Linked DNA regions of Mus musculus: region 2 is linked to region 1. A link is a loop called in an ENCODE intact Hi-C map of the cell type or tissue named here. Cell type or tissue: left cerebral cortex. All regions are shown on one strand.

What was found. A loop is a pair of places that touch in the nucleus more often than their neighbours do. Peaks named below come from ENCODE experiments on the same cell type or tissue, not always from the same donor. Only the 100,000 strongest peaks of a DNase experiment are listed, where the experiment ranks them.
Region 2: a loop joins it to region 1, with 2.8 times the contacts of the local background. A loop is called at or near these places in 15 of 42 quality-filtered maps.

What each region holds. Positions count from the first base shown.
Region 1 is chr8:13,928,046-13,936,045 of GRCm38, forward strand. Fbxo25 (F-box protein 25) reads left to right here. Exons shown (of 10, transcript NM_025785.3): 7 at 1,211-1,395; 8 at 3,137-3,319; 9 at 7,101-7,244. Among named protein-coding and RNA genes, the nearest start is that of Fbxo25, 24 kb to the left of the region's middle. In left cerebral cortex, a CTCF peak has its summit at 4,206; DNase peaks (open chromatin) are centred at 2,484, 4,225, 4,951 and 5,683; H3K27ac peaks cover 1,146 bases.
Region 2 is chr8:14,049,451-14,057,450 of GRCm38, forward strand. All of the region lies in intron 3 of Erich1 (glutamate rich 1), which reads right to left. Among named protein-coding and RNA genes, the nearest start is that of Gm39134, 28 kb to the left of the region's middle. In left cerebral cortex, CTCF peaks have their summits at 1,125 (motif pointing right) and 3,756 (motif pointing left); a DNase peak (open chromatin) is centred at 3,746.

The DNA.
Region 1 (8,000 bases):
TCCGTCCAGCAAAGCTGTAGTCATAAGTCCGTCCTGCCAGCCCACCCCAAGGCCTGTCGTCTCTCCAGCCACAGGCTTGTGAGCAGGTCTACAGTACCAGACTGACATCTCCTGCCATGGAGCAAACTCTGAAATCCAGTTAGTCAGAAAGGAGTTAGTTGTCCCCACACAGAGCAAACACTGAAATCCAGTCAATCAGGAAGGAGTTGGTTGCCCCTCCCTCCCCCCATGCCATTATTGCACCTGCAGCACCAGAACTTTGAAGTCTAAATCTTAACTGGAAACTTGGTGCAGGGCGAGGGGCTTTTTCTGACACCAGTCTAGAAGATAGGTCTCTCCAGCAGCTAAGCCTTGTGCTCCCTCCAAGGAAAGAGGTAATCCCAGAGAGGCCCAGTCCTACAAAGGTCCTTGTCCTTTCATGGTTAACCAGTCACAGTTCATTCAACCCTTGGGTTCCGTAATCCCTAAGATTGCAGCTTTGTGACTTAGGCACCGTGTGAGTCATACTTTCCTTTTCATTTAATACACCTTTACCTGTTAGTGACGATAAGTAAAAGGGACTTTACTCTCTGTGTATACGCTAGTGTATATGAGCTGTTTTAAATATTCTCCTTATCATAAGTATAAAAGAAAACGTACACTGACTACTTTACAGGCAAAATTGTAGACCCAACCAAAAATTTAGTCAGGTAGCATTTTAAAGCTTTTAAAATTCTTATTATTAACAGTTGTTATATCTGAAAAATGATGCCACTTTTAAACTGCCATGAAGTGAGCTCCTTGTTTTTTAATATGATAAAATACATATGGCATAAAATTTATCACTTTCAACAATTTTCAGCATACTGTTCAATAGCACTGCATGCATGTACATCGCAGCCACTGCTATGTCCAGAATGGCTTCTCTGTACCTGATACCCTGCCCCCACCACTTTCCCCTGGCCAGTCCCTCCTCCTACCCCATCATTGCATCTGTGCCTGCTGGCTGCGGAAATGGTGTGCACGGAGTCATACAGTGTCCTTCCCACGTCAAACTTCTTGTTTGAGCTCATGACACACACCGGTCAGGATTTCCTTCACCTCTTAGCTTGAGTAATATCCCAGTGCGTGAAGGGGTCACGTTTTGCTATTTCTTCTTCTGTCGACAGACGTTTGGGCTATAAACTTAGACAGCGTTAACAGTAGTCCTTGCTTGGTTTTGGTTTTTCAGTTCTTGATGACCATCAGAACCCTCGCCTGATCAAAGGCCTCCTCCAGGACCTGAGCTCCACCCTTGGCATCCTGGTGAGAGGGGTGGGGAAGTCAGTGCTAGTCGGGAACATCAACATCTGGATCTGCCGCCTGGAGACCGTCCTCAGCTGGCAGCAGCAGCTGCAGAACCTCCAGGTGACAAAGGTAGGTTTCTTTTCTTTGTTTGGTTTTGGGGGTTTTCTTTTCTTTTCCTTGTCTCTCTCTTCTTTTCCTTTCCTTTCCTTTCCTTTCCTTTCCTTTCCTTTCCTTTCCTTTCCTTTCCTTTCCTCTCTCTCTCTCTCTCTCTCTCTCTCTCTCTCTCTCTCTCTCTTTCTTTCTTTCTTTCTTTCTTTTTTTTTCCCCAGAGACAGGATTTTGCTATGTATCTCTGACTGGCTTTGTAGACCAGGCTGGCCTTGAACTCAGAGATCCACCTGCCTCTGCCTTTGGAGTGCTGGGATTAAAGGTGAGCCCCGTCACACCTGACCTAAATTTATTTTTATTTGACACAAAAATTGTATGTACATAGGAGATGCAATGTGGTGCTTTATAGATCTGTGATGTGTAAAGACTACATCAGGGCAGTTGGCAGCCATCACCTCGTGTATTCATCAGCTCTCTGAGGTTTTCAGAGCGTTGTTGTTAGCGGTGATATGCCACTGTGCTAATGAGCAGTAGACGTCATCTCTCCTATCCTGGGCCCATTAGCCATGTATTCCCTACCCTTTTCTGTCCGTCTTTCCCCAGATTCTGGCTACCACTGTTTCACACTCTACTTCTTTGAGACCAGTTTTTTCCTTCCAGCATGTAACTTAGAACATGCGGTATTTTGTTTTACTATTCTTGACTTCTTTCATAGAACAGGATAACCCATGGTTCCGTTCATACTGCAGAAGATGACAGTATTTCATTTCTTCTGTGGCTGAGTAATATATAACATATTTTCTCTATTAAGTCACGTCCAAAAAAAAAAAAAAAAAAGTCACGTCCATGGGCACTAGGCTGACCCCAGGTCTTGGCTACCATGAATCCTGCTACTCTAAGCACGTGACTTCAGTTCCCTTGGATGGATGCATACAGCATTGCGGGTCACATGGCCGTTCTGTTTCTGTTGTCTCAGGAGCCTCCCCACAGCTCTTCTCTTTGCTTATTCACACCCATCTGCCAACAGTCCTGAGACTTCCCCTGCACCAGCTCAGCACTGCATTTGTCATTTGCATCTCTCATGATTAGATTAGTGATGCTGGCTGTCTGCATATCCTCTGGAGGTGTGTCATCCAGCTAATCCACCCTTCCCTGAGTCCTGCACTTCCCTAGCATCTGTACATTAACCTATCAGACCAACAGCTGGCAGCTGTCCTCACCCTCCGTGTTGGGCGTCTTTCTCCCTCTCTGTGCTACAGAAGCTTGTTTGCTTTGTGTTAACCATATTGTACGTCATAAACACGCTCAGTGTCAGTGAGGAGGAAGCTGAGATTTAACAGTAGATACAGATAGAGCTGGGAGGCCGCACAGACACCAGGCCTGTCCCTGGGTGAACCGCAGCGCAGCCCATGTTCACTTCACTTGCTGCCATGAAGCAGGGTCGATGTCATCAGCAGTTCCACATTTCAGATCCACCGTTTTCTAGGTATTTTTCTAGTTAAAATAGAGCAGGGGCAGGCATGTCCAAGGATAACTTCCTGAGCACAGGGAAATCGCTATGTGCCAGCCCCATGAGACGATGCTATGTGGTAGCCCCCATGAGACCACCCTGCAGAGCAGTGAAGAAGACTGAAGTGACCGTCAGAGCACATGGCCTCTTCGCTGTAGTCTTGCTGAAGCTGTCTCTACAGCATGGCCATTGTGTTTTGTTGCAGGAAGCCCCTGTGTTTTCTCCACGTGACACCGCTGTGCTTCCTTTCAGCAGGTAAACACTGGCCTCACACTCAGTGACCTGCCCCTGCACATGCTGAACAACATCCTGTACCGTTTCTCAGATGGCTGGGACATTGTCACCCTGGGCCAGGTAACACCAACCCTGTACATGCTCAGTGAAGACAGGCGGCTGTGGAAGCGACTGTGTCAGTACCACTTTGCTGAGCAGCAGGTGAGTGCGGGCAGCTGGCCTTGCTGCTTGTGGGTTCTTCTTTCTTCCTTCCTTCTCCACCTTCCAGCCCTCTAACACTAGATAAGGAGGAAGGAAGGATAGAGCGAAATGGAGAGAGACTGTGAATGCCATCGGTCTGGTTGGAAAGGGAGTGACATTATTGTTAGACGACTTCCTGATGAATAGGAGTGTCGGTTCTGTGGGGCAGTGTGATCTTCACCATCAGGATGATATCTGATTTCTCCTTGTTTCTTTTTTGCTCACAACTGTTTAACAAATGGTAACCCAATAACAACCACCCACCCACCATTGTTCAACCAACAACCCAACCCAATCCCTCCACCCCCAAGGCTTCTTGGGGCCCTAGCATTTATACCCTCTGAAAAACCCCTAGAATTCCAGACCTTACACGGTTGCAGAAACTATCTACAGCTGGTAAAGTCATAGCCCGGCTAGAGTACGAGGCAAGTCACAGTCAGCTGCTGTGGATAGTCTGAAGCAGCCCCGTATCCCACACCTGGGTTAAAACAAAACCATAGTCCCACGATATTCCTGTGGTTTTTAAAGAAACCAAGATCTAACTAAAGTGTGCAGGTCAGTCCCTGAGTCAGGCCAGCTGGCCACCATCCTTTGCCCTCGAATGAAGGTGGGGAGCACTTGATAGCAGCTAGAGGATACCAAAGTTGCTTCTGAATTGTATCAATTACAAGGCTCATGTTTCATATTGAAAAGGAATCATGATTCTAAAAATGTCCTAGTACCAAATTACTTAACTAGCTGAGTTGTGTCCTGTCTCCTGGGAAAGGTCACAGTGGTCTCTTTCCCTGATGAGTCCCACTCTGGCTCTGCCCCCTCCTGTCAGCCTGTCGTCCTTGCAGTTCCCGTGCTTCCCACTTGGTGGCACCATCTTGAGGTCCTGTGTCTTGCTAGTTGATGCTCCTGCTCCAGAGTGAAATCCCCACCTTTGCGTTTCTGCAGCATGTGGGCATCCTGGCTCACTGCATCAAGCAGTGCCTGTTTCATTCAAGGATAGGAAGCAGCGAGTGATGCATTGTCTGTCTTACGGATGTGGACATACCTGGGATGCTGGAGCATTGTGACGTGGGGGCCAGAGTGTGCCTGGTTCACGGCAGATGTGGGCAGAGCAGAAAGCAGGTCCCATCAGAAGAAGGAATCAGGGGTCTTAGCCACAGCTGAGATTCCACCCAGCTTAAAAAGTCCAGCAAAGCACCTGGAACACAGGGCACCTTTTATATGGCTCTCAGGATCTTGCTTGAGAGAAACACTGGTGTGGACATCAAAGGCGGTAGTCAGGGGTGATGTACGTGCCCAGCCAGGACCCTAGGAAAGTCCTAAGCAGAGCCCCAAGGAGATGCCCAGACCCAGAGTGAGCCTGTGAGAGCGCAGGAAGCTCTGGGTTCTCAGGCATGGAGCAGTGCAGCCAGGATGCTGCAGATGGGTGAGCATGGAACTGGGTCCATGGGACTGGGCTGTGCAGAGGCTGGGCCTGAGAATGGCTCGGTAGGCAGGCTAGCCCACCTAGCAAGAGGCATAGCTACTCCATCTGAGTGGGAGTGGACGTCCATTGCTCCCTGCATCCTTAGCCATCCTGACTCTTCCTACTCTCTTCTTATCTCTTTCTCAGCGGCAACTGTGTTTCCGCCCCCTCCTTTTTGAGATTAGATTTGAGCTGGCATCAGAAATGCAGGAGAGAGTGGTTGATCTTTTGGAGGAAATATTTAGAGCCATGGATAGAGTGATGAATAAATGTCTGTCTAGGATGGGCCCTGTGCATCACACATTGCTCTGGGACCTACCTCCAAGGATACCATAGGGCAAGGCCAGGGCTCGGCCTGGGCCACCAGAACCCCTGGCAGGCGTTATATATCCAGACGTCACACGTCCTTCAGGAAATCGGCTGACTGTTGGTTTGTGAGTCCTGGAAGTTCCTTGATGAAAGACTGTAAAGGTTAAAGGTCTGTTTACAACAGTGTTCACCTTCTATAAGAACTTAGAGTAGAATCATCCGTTAGCACCTGTGAGAGCGTCTTTTGATGCATATTTTCTTGATTGAATCACAAAACTGAACTGTGAGATGTTACCAGTTCTTCAAGAGTGACTAACAGCAGCAGGCTCCTGGTTTCTCAGGATCAGCAGTAGCTTACAGCCAGGGCAGGGTCCGGCCAGCACTGCAGGCTAGGAAACACCTCAATGAAGCTGAAGGCTGTGTAGGTCCTGGGTCAGCTGTTTGTAGTGACAGCAGCAGGAGCCACTGGCAAGATGTGTGTGATGTGAGCAGCTGACGTAGATGTGAGACGTGAGTAACAAAAAGACCCCAGGTTCTTATGCAGAGGAGAAACACCCGGGCATGTGGGCGTTCCTCCTGGGAACACTGGGCATGGAGCCGTGAGGAGGGAAGGCAGAGGTATTTTTGTCTCTAGCTCATGTTTCCATGGTGCTTAAAGGACACGGAGAGCGCTCCAGCCAGGCCTGTGACGGCCCCTCTGCTCTTCAGGCTGTCTTAGAAATCAGAGTCCCTCATTGGCTCCATTATTATTTCCAAACGAAGTCCTTAAAAGGTGTGGCTGGTTACATGTTGTACAAGAGATTGTTTTCAGTAATAAGAAGCGAAACACTCCTAAAAGGCCATAGCACACTTAGACAAGGGCATCTTTTCCTAAATGATCGAGGACGTGCCTATTGGCTCCGCAGTTCCGATGCACGCAGACCTGATCTAGCATGGGTCTTGTTTTCTCATGGCCCAAGTTACATTGCCCACACCCTTTGGTAACACCTCACTCAGATGCTACCCGGTTTGTGTCTCTGTCACTGTGCTTGGTGTTGGGACACCATTGTTGCCTCAGGAACCTTGTGCCATTGGCTGTCGTCTCAGCCTCCCTCCAGCCCGAAGCAACCCCTCATCTGCTTTCTGACTGAATTTCCCGGTCTGGATTGTGGTGTAAGCAGAATATTCACCAGTAAGGCTTTTGTGACTGCGCTCCACTCCCATAGTGCCCTTCATGATGTATCTGTAGCAGGAAGTAAAGCTTCATTCCTTTGGGGACTACAGAGTCCATTGTGTGCGTGTGCGCCATGTTTTGCTACCCATTCATCTGGTCGGGACACTGGATTTCCTCACACCTTGTAGCTAGTAGGATTGTTGCTGTGACATCCATTGATGGGTTTCAGTGCAGACATGTTTTTCATTTTTCTGAAATAACTTATCAGTGGTGGAATTACAATTCACTTGCTGTGTTTAACCCCTGGAGAAACTGCGCTGTTCTCCATCGTGTCCACACCATTTGCATCCCTACCAGAAGTATACTAGGCATTTGACTCCCTACAGCATCTCCAGCACTTGCTGTTGCCTGATTTTCTAGTTAGTGCCACCCCCATCGGTCCAAGGTGGCATATCCTCTGCCTCGGGTGGATGCCATGTCTTCATGAGGACATTGACCATGTGTGGGTCTTGGCCGTAGAAATGCTTCTCCGAGTCCATTCTCCATTCTTAAGAAGTGAGTGTGCTTTATTCATCCTGCATCCAAGTCTCTTACTAAATACTCAGCTGTCACAGACCTCCTCCCGAGCTGTCTTCTGTCTGTCTCACAGCTACTTGCGGGCACTGTGTAGGAACACCGCGATTTGCCTGACTTGTTCCTCATTGATTTAATCCAAGTTTAATTTCAATCTTAAAGTGTTTCGTGCACTGCTCTGCCTTAAAGAAAAAAAGGACCCATTAAAAACCATCAGATAATTCTGAACAGAACTGTCTCTTTTTCAGTTTTGTAGACATTTGATCCTTTCAGAAAAAGGTCATATCGAGTGGAAGCTGATGTATTTCACGCTTCAGAAGTATTACCCGACCAAAGAGCAGTACGGGGACACGCTACACTTCTGCCGCCACTGCAGCATCCTCTTCTGGAAGGTAAGGACTTCAGGCCGACTGGGAATGTGAGGACAAACTGTTCGTCCGCATCTTAAACAGAGAGGGGAGAAAACGGGAAAGAGTACCCGCCACGGGAACCTTACTGAAAGCGTTCTGCTAGACACTGGGAGCGGAGGTGGGGGCACACAGGTATACTCGTGCTGGAAGGCCATCAGGGCTGAAAGCTGAGTGCTGCACTCTTCTAAGTGGAGGCACTGACCTTGCCGCAGCTGTAGCCTGCTCTGAGCACCCACCCTGGAGCACCTACCCTGGCAGCGCCTCACACCTGGCCTAAATAAAGAACTTGCACATGTGTGCCCACGCCCTCTCGGCAGACCTGGAAGTCAGGCCCACTGCTCGCAGGGGATCAGGGCAGCCTTTAGCCTCTTCTCTCAGAGCCCAGTTCGTCGGTAGGCAGAAGGGCCGTGGGAAGCACAGGCTTCAGAGGAAATGTGCACGCTTAACAAGACTGAAACTTTTTATCCGCAAAGACTGATCCTTTACGGAAACCCTTAAATGTCCCTAGCAGTAACCTTCATACCTGAACAGTAAACCAGGAGTCCTTCATCCCATTGTGCTGTCTTGAAATCTCACCACCCGTTTTGTCTCTAGTTACAATAGTGTGTTTCCCGCAACCAGAGGAGAGTCCCCGTGTCCCTTCCTCCCCTGGTGGCCGCTATATCGTGCTCACATGGTTCTGCTTAACATTTATCTAAATTGGGGACACAAGACAAGCTCTTTCTTTTTTTTTTTTAA
Region 2 (8,000 bases), 120 kb after region 1:
GAGCCACCATGTGGTTGCTGGGATTTGAACTGGACCTTCGGAAGAGCAGTTGGTGCTCTTAACCACTGAGCCATCTCACCAGCCCCTTGACACTGTTTCTTATTGAACCTAAAGTTCATTAAAATGGCTAGACCAGAATAAACCTAACCATGGAGGTGAAAGATCTCTACAAGGAAAACTTCAAATCTCTGAAGAAAGAGATTGAGAAAGCCGCTGACAACGGAAAGACACTTCATGTTTGTGGATGGGTAGACTTGATAGTGTAATGATGACCATGCTACCAAAAGGAGTTTAGAGAATCAATGCAATCCCAATCAAAATACCTACAGCATTCTTCACAGAAAAAGAAAAAATAAATTCCAAATTCATACAGAACCAGACAACGACGGGACAGTGAACCCTGGGCGAGTAGCCCTAGTGGATACATCTGCCCACACGGCTCCTGCACTTACTGCTCAGGGAAGGTCATGGGCTGGGAGGGTCTGGAGAGAGAAATGGAAGGAGGAAGTGATGTAAATCACATTTTATTAAAATGTATTAAAATAAAAATAAAAACAAAATAAAACACACAAAAAGATATTTAAATTTTTAAATAAGCACAAAGCTATAGATTCTTTAAGTACAGTAAAATATTCCACAAAAAGAAAATCAGAAGAGGTTAAAATGAGGACTGCTGGGCCTTGCCAGGCTAAGCAGGGCGAATCTCAGTGTGGCGGAGACTGACAGGAATGCCAGCTCTGAAGACTACTGTCTAGGGTTACTACTGCTGTGACGAAACAGCATGACCAAAGAGCAAGTTGGGGAGGAAAGGGTTAATTTGGCTTACACTTCCTCATCACTGTTCATCATTGAAGGAAGTTAGAACAAGAACTCAAACAGGCCAAGACTCTACAGGCAAGAGCACAGACCATGGAGGAGTGATGCTTACTGGCTCACTCCTCATGGCTTGGTCAGCATGCTCGCTTATAACCAGAACCACTCACCATGGGCTGGGCCCTACCCCATCAATCACTAATTAAGAAAATGCTCTATTGCTGGATTTTTTTTTAAAAAAGAAGATTTATTTATTATTATTTTATGCATATGAGTATACTATCCTGTCACTGTCCTCAGACTCACCAGAAGAGGGCATCAGATTCTATTACATGATGGTGAGCCACCATGAACTTGCTGGGAATTGAACTCAGGACCTTTGGGAGAGCAGTTGGTGCTCTTAACCACTGAGCCATCTCTCCAGCCCCTACAGCTGGATCTTATGGAGGCTTTATCTCAATTGAGGCTCCTTCTTTCAGATGACTCTAGCTTGTGTCAAGTTGACATAAAACTGATCAGAACAGATATGCTCCTGAGTTCAGGTATAAAGCAGGATGCACCAGGTTTATTTCTTTTCTCTCCAAAGACATTAATCAGGGGAGTCTGGAGTGATGTTCACCTCCACATCTGTCAGCATAGGGCTTGGCCCACATTGGACTTAAACAGAGGTGTAACGATTTCCAGAGAAAAGAACTGCCAGAATATGGAACAAACAAACAAAACTCCAGACTTGAAACATGAAAGGCCCAGGCCAGAGCGATTCCTACCTGACTCACATCTCTTGAGAATGAAGCTGTCCATGTTGGACATGCTGTCTTGCTGATGCCCATCCCCAGGAGGTGATGTTTAGAACATACTATAACTGCTCAGGCATCTTCTCTCATTTCTGGAGGACAACCACGGGATTCTGCCATCATACCCACTTTTCTTGGAGTATATGACTGGCTCTTCTGCTGCCTTTAGCTGCTAATGGGTTGTTAGGTTTAGAGCATACTCTATCTTCCTAATATTAGCTATTAGACTGCCAAGCAGCATTCCCCTCTCTTCCTGGGAGTAAACAGAACAACTAAGTTATCAGAGATAAGGACTGTACTGGCTAGTTTTGTGTCAACTTGACACAGCCTGGAGTTATCACAGAGAAAGGAGCCTCCCTTGAGGAAATGCCTCCATGAGATTCAGCTTTAAGGCATTTTCTCAATTAGTGATCACGGGGGTTGGGGTTGTGGTGGTGGGGAGGTCCCCTTGTGGGTGGGACCATCCCTGGGCTGGTAGTCTTGATTCTATAAGAGAGCAGGCTGAGCAAGCCAGGGGAAGCAAGCCAGTAAGGAACATCCCACCATGGCCTCTGCATCAGCTCCTGCTTCCTGACCTGCTTGAGTTCCAGTCCTGACTTCCTTGGTGATGAACAGCAGTATGGAAGTGTAAGCTGAATAAATCCTTTCCTCCCCAACTTGCTTCTTGGTCATAATGTTTGTGCAGGAATAGAAACCCTGACTAAGACAAGGACTAAACATCAAAGCCTTCAATACTTTGTACTTGTTTCTGACTCTCAGGTTCTGTCTCTTAATGTTAGTAGGGTGGTCTGACAGAAATAACTGTAGGAAAAACCGACTGTCTAAAATGCATGACCGTGTACCACCTCCTCACATAGTGCTACCTTCTTGCCAGGTGCTTAGAAATGACTTTTCTAGAGAGAAAACTTCAATATTTGTTCCCTAAGTTTAGCATTTGGTGCTATTTAGTCTGTAGCCCCTCACTGATTTGGACACATGGTTTGCTGGATTTCTGAAGACAGGATTTTATGCTACTATATGGCATGTAGCTCACATCACAATCCACATTATTTGCTTCTTCTGTGGTGTTAAATATTACACTGTCAAGCAAAACTCATGTCTTACTCACATGAGCATATTTTAAAAAATAATAATGAAAAGAATTTGGATCCATTTTTAGAACTGTGGTTTCGGACTGAGTCATATGCACCATGAACTCTTGGCAAAGGAAGGTCACTTACAGCCTTGGAGATGTGTCAGGCTCAACGCTTGAGAACGCTTTTCTCCACATACCCACCGGGAACCCCTCACTATCACTGCCCTTTCTGCCTGAGCCTGAACCACCCAAATCTTTATTTTTCAATCTCTTCTCACAGCACCGACTTAAAATCCAAGTTCTTCAGAAAAGCTTGCCTGAATGTCCAGAGCTGACCCCACCATCACTGGCATCTCCACAGCATGTGGTCTGTATAACTGATAAAAATCTGTTTTTTTTCCTTACTGCTAGCTCTCTACCAGGAAGGATCCTGCCGTAGGTGTTTTTGCATATCCAACACCTGCATGGGCGGTTCTCAAACGATTTGGATTTTAGGTGGGGCAGAAATAGAGAAAATGCAGCAGAATTTCTTGTATTCTGAGAGCCAAACGCAGCACCTTTATCCTTATAAACATCAGCCAGCGCCTTCTAGAGCCCAAAGTCGTACGCTTGGGTCCACTCAGATGGACTGGGCGTGAGACTTGCTCCCTGGCGTCCCGCATCGAAACAGCCTTCTTTTACTCAGGCTTTCTAACGATCAAACAGGACTAGTGTGACTTGAAACCAGGACACTGGTTCTTCTAGGTTCTAACTAGGAGTCTTGAGCTATCAATTAGTTAATCTGTATCACATAGCTAAGCAGCTTCTACAACCCGAGAGAACACAGTGACGTCCAAGACTCCTCGGCTGAATCGCTGAGTGGATAATGCATGGCCAACCACAGATCCAGACAGTCCATTTGTGTGGAAAGTTTTGAAGCAGAAATCTTGTAAAAACATTCTTTATCACTCTAACTGCATGAACTTCTGAGTTGAAAATCAACTTGCTCACTTTTTTTTTTTTTTAAAGTCAGGAGTTTCTAAGTCCCAGGAGCCACGGCCGATGGAGTGCAAGAGGGCCCCCTGGTGGAAGTGGATTGCAAGGCCCTTTGCACAGCCACCTGGGCAAACTCAAGTTCACAGGCACAGGTTTTTAATGGAAGTAAGAAGTGGCTGGGCACGCGAAGACAGTGGAGTTGGTATTCCAAGCTCACAGACTAGCATATATATGGCCTTCTTCTTTCACTGCACTTCAGAATCTTGAGCAATCCTCATACATGGACCCTGCTTCTGCTCTGTGTCTATGTTGATAACAGCTGCATACACTTTCCTGGTGTCTGGAAGTATTTTCCTTCCCTATTTCATCGGTAATTTCTAGGAATAATATAGGTGCTTGCCCTCAAGCCTGACCACCTAACTTGAAGCCCCAGAAGGAGAGAACCAACTCTACAAAGATGTCACCTCCCCACATGCACCACGGTATAGGGTGAGAGAGGGGCTGGGAATGATGGGAGTCTTTTAAAACCTCCAAGCCCATCCCTGTTGACACACCCCCTCTAACAAGGCCACACCTCCTAATCCTTCCCAAACAGTTCTACCAACTGAGGACCAAGTATTGGAGCATGTGAGCCAACAGGGGCCTTTCTATTCAAACCACCACAGGCCTTAATTGGGGATGTCTCTATCTGTAGCCTCACTCACAGCCACCTCATTTGAGGGAGAAGCCAGGCATGGACAGAGTTGAATGTTCTGCCTCATGTCCGCATACAATAAGAATGAACCATTGTCCTATCCCAGGCATATGTGGAGTACAGGAATGTGTCTCCCTCCTGGCCAGCCAGGGCCTCGCTGTACCTGGGGAAGTTCTACTTTTCTATCGGTCTCTCAGGATGCCACATTACCTGTTACCCGTTGCTCAGCCACATGGTACCCAGAGTCCTGGCTTAGGCTCTCCTCAGTAAAGACAAAGTGTTGAACATGACCAAAGCATCATCAATAAGATTTGAAACCTGTCTGTCTTGCAATGAAGGCTTGAGTCTGTCAAAACATACAACGACGGGCAGTTGATTCTCAGAGATAACTCCCGGGAGAAGCGAACTCGCTCCACCCTTGCAGTCCTGAGCTGAGGGGAGTACGGGCACAGCTGCTTGCATGACTAACTGTTCACTTCAGCTTATCCAGCGCTGACGTCAGAGCTCCCACAGGCCCCAGGCCCCTCAGGAGTGCAAAGCCGGCCACCTTCCCCCCCTCCCCCCAAATCTGTACACCATCCTGCTCCACATGCAGATGAGTTGAGTGATTAGAGCTCATCTGGAGAGGAACTCAGGTTAGGACAAACGAGAGTGAAGAGGGCCACGGACAAGAGGTAGCAAATAACTCGCCATGAAGATGTTTTCTAAGCATGCTGAAGAAACAAAAAGCTAATCCAAGAGAAGGTACTGGATTAAAACAAGTAAATTTATTTTTTAGAAGAAAGAATTGACCTATTTTCAGTGGGTCAGATGTTTCATATGAAGAACCTGAAGATGAGGCACGGCGCGGAGGACGGCTTAGGCGTTTACTACGAGAACACCGTTCTTTCAGGAACATCTGGTCCATCAGTGCCATTCTCCCGGCCAGCGCACCTTTTCTCCCTGGAGTGTAAACCATGCCATACACAGACCCTTCTGGCTTTATTTCCTCTTCAGGTTATTGTTCATAGTGTCTTCTGCCATGAAGACACTTTAAATATCTTTATACTCAAATCTGTATGTTATAGTTTTAGGTTTAGGAAAAATTTCCCTAATGGATACTTTTCTGACATGAAAATGTAAAAGATGTTATCCAAACAATTGGCTAAAGCCTATAAGGTTAAAAATGCTTAGGCCAATGTTAAGAATGTGAACCGGGGCAGCTGTCTAAAAGATTCTGCTGACTATCTTAAGATAGCTCGGCTGGTAGGCTCCCTGGCCACTTGGCCTAATGACTTCGGTTTGATCCCTGAAACCCATATGGTGGAAGGAGAGAACCAACTCCTGCAAGCCGTCTTCTGACTTCGACACATGTGCCATGGCAAATATGCCCCTACACAGATGTATATGAGTGTTCACGTGCACTAGTGCATGCATGCTTACACACACACACACACACACACACACACACACACACACCACACACACCCACACACACCCCTAGTGTGAAAATAAGACTCTGTTGATTTGCTTTAAAACCTATGCCCTGGCTGATTTTGTGTCAACTCGACATAAGTGAGAATCATCTGAAGGAGACACCGCCTCCGTAAGACCCAGCGGTAAGGCATTTTCTTAATTATTGACTGATGTGGGAGGGCTCTACCCATGGTGGGCTGGTGTTGCTTGGTTTTATAATATATTAGGCTGAGCAAGTCATGATGAGTAAGCCAGTAAGCAGCACCCCTCCGTGGCCTCTGCATCAGCTCCTGCCCCCAGGTTCCTGTCCTGTTTGAGTTCCTGTCCTGACCTCCTTTGGTGATGAATAGCAGTGCTGAGTGTAAGCTGAATAAACCCTTTCCTCCTTGAGTTGCTTTGGTGATGGTGTTTCATCACAGCAATAGCAATCCTAAGACAACCTGGGACCTCTAATTCCCAAGAGTCTTTATCTTTAGGAGCTGTCCTGACGCACACAATGCAATGTGATGTACATGCATACGTGATAGTGTTCATGCACAAAGACTCTAGCACAGCGCTACATAAACATCTGGAAGTTCAAAGGGAAAGGGAAGCCAGTTATAAAAGAAGTGTCTCTTGAAATAGATTTTATTATTCTCGAAAAATGATACATAGAAAAGTTTAAAAAAAAAACCTCCATAATATAATAAAAGCAGAATTTATGTGAGAACTATGTGTATGTATACACATTAATATGTACACAGAGAGATTTAATACTTATCATGACATCTGCTTACTGCCCCACGATGACAGTTTACTTCCTGGACATCTTCTATGTTTGACTTTCCTTTGATTAGCATTGTTAATAGCTATGGTTTTTTTTTTTTAATTTAGGAAAAAAAATACTAACTATTAGAGCATATAGAAGAGGCACTTCTTCCAAGGACTTGCCTGTTTGTTACAACCGAGCTTTCTGCTTCAGTATTTTCTAATGACGGCTTTCTGCATAGATGCTGATGATGGTCTAGGACCTGGGCTGGTTCCACCATCAGGCAGGGCTTGTGCCACAGCCATGATGGTCTGCTCTAGAACCAAGTGAGCTTGCCATCCTCACAAATGACTGTCAGCGTACTTTGTTCCAAGTGACACATCCTTGGTAACAAGATGAAAGCAGAAAAGGGAAATAGCTAATCAGAGTCTTCACTTAACTGGGGAAATGGAGATTAAAGCAAAGAAAACACTAATGACAGGTGTATCAGCAACCAGCTGAATACCCTCCTGACATCACCCAGTGGTATTTTCAATAATGTACGACGCCTAAGACATCAGGCTCCTTGGACACCTGGGGGGGTTCACCGTGGAGCTGGAGCTGAAATTAGGGAGCATAGTTACAATGCTGTTTCTAAGGAGACAAGGCAAGGCGTCAAGGCTTGTTGCTATCTGTTGCAGAGCTGCATCTGTGGTTCAGCTACTTAAGCGATTAGCAGATATAGGGCATGAGAAACAAACTGAGCCATCACTATTCAATAGTGAAAGGTGGGTTTCTCAAAATGCTGTGACCCAAGGTTAACATTGTCTTATTGGGAGGAGCAGTAACAGGGTTCTACAAGGCTTTAAATCACTGCCAGAGAACACAAGAAATCTACAAAAGAGACACAAAAAGGAATTTCAATTTTAAAACAAAATACATTTTACCAGACTGGCCTGTAATGCTTGCATTGTTTCTGTCTTCAAGAAAACTGTGAGTTGGCTCCCAGTGACAGTTTAAACATAAAACAGCATTCGCTTGTCAGTCACCTCAGCATTCGCTTTGGACTCGAACATGCTCAATGGGATTCACCAATATCCCAGTGTGTTTCCATACTCTAGTACATGCTAATACTGGGTGATGAGCTGATACTGAGATAGAAGTCACTGTGTTAGGATGATTGCTACACTGAGCGTCAATAGCTCAAGGCTGACACGGGGTGTGTGTGTGTGTGTGTGTGTGTGTGTGTGTGTGTGTTGGGGGATGGGGGGGACAGAAACATGTGATTAACACTCCCAAACAGGAGAGAAAGAAATGGGTTTCCAAACAAACACTGTTATGATCTTGGAGGAAAAAGTCCAAGCACAATACCAGGTCAGAAGACCAAGGCTCCACAATTAGATACAATGTCTCCAGGTCAGGAGACCAAGTCTCTACAATTATATACAATGTAAATGTCCCCAGAAC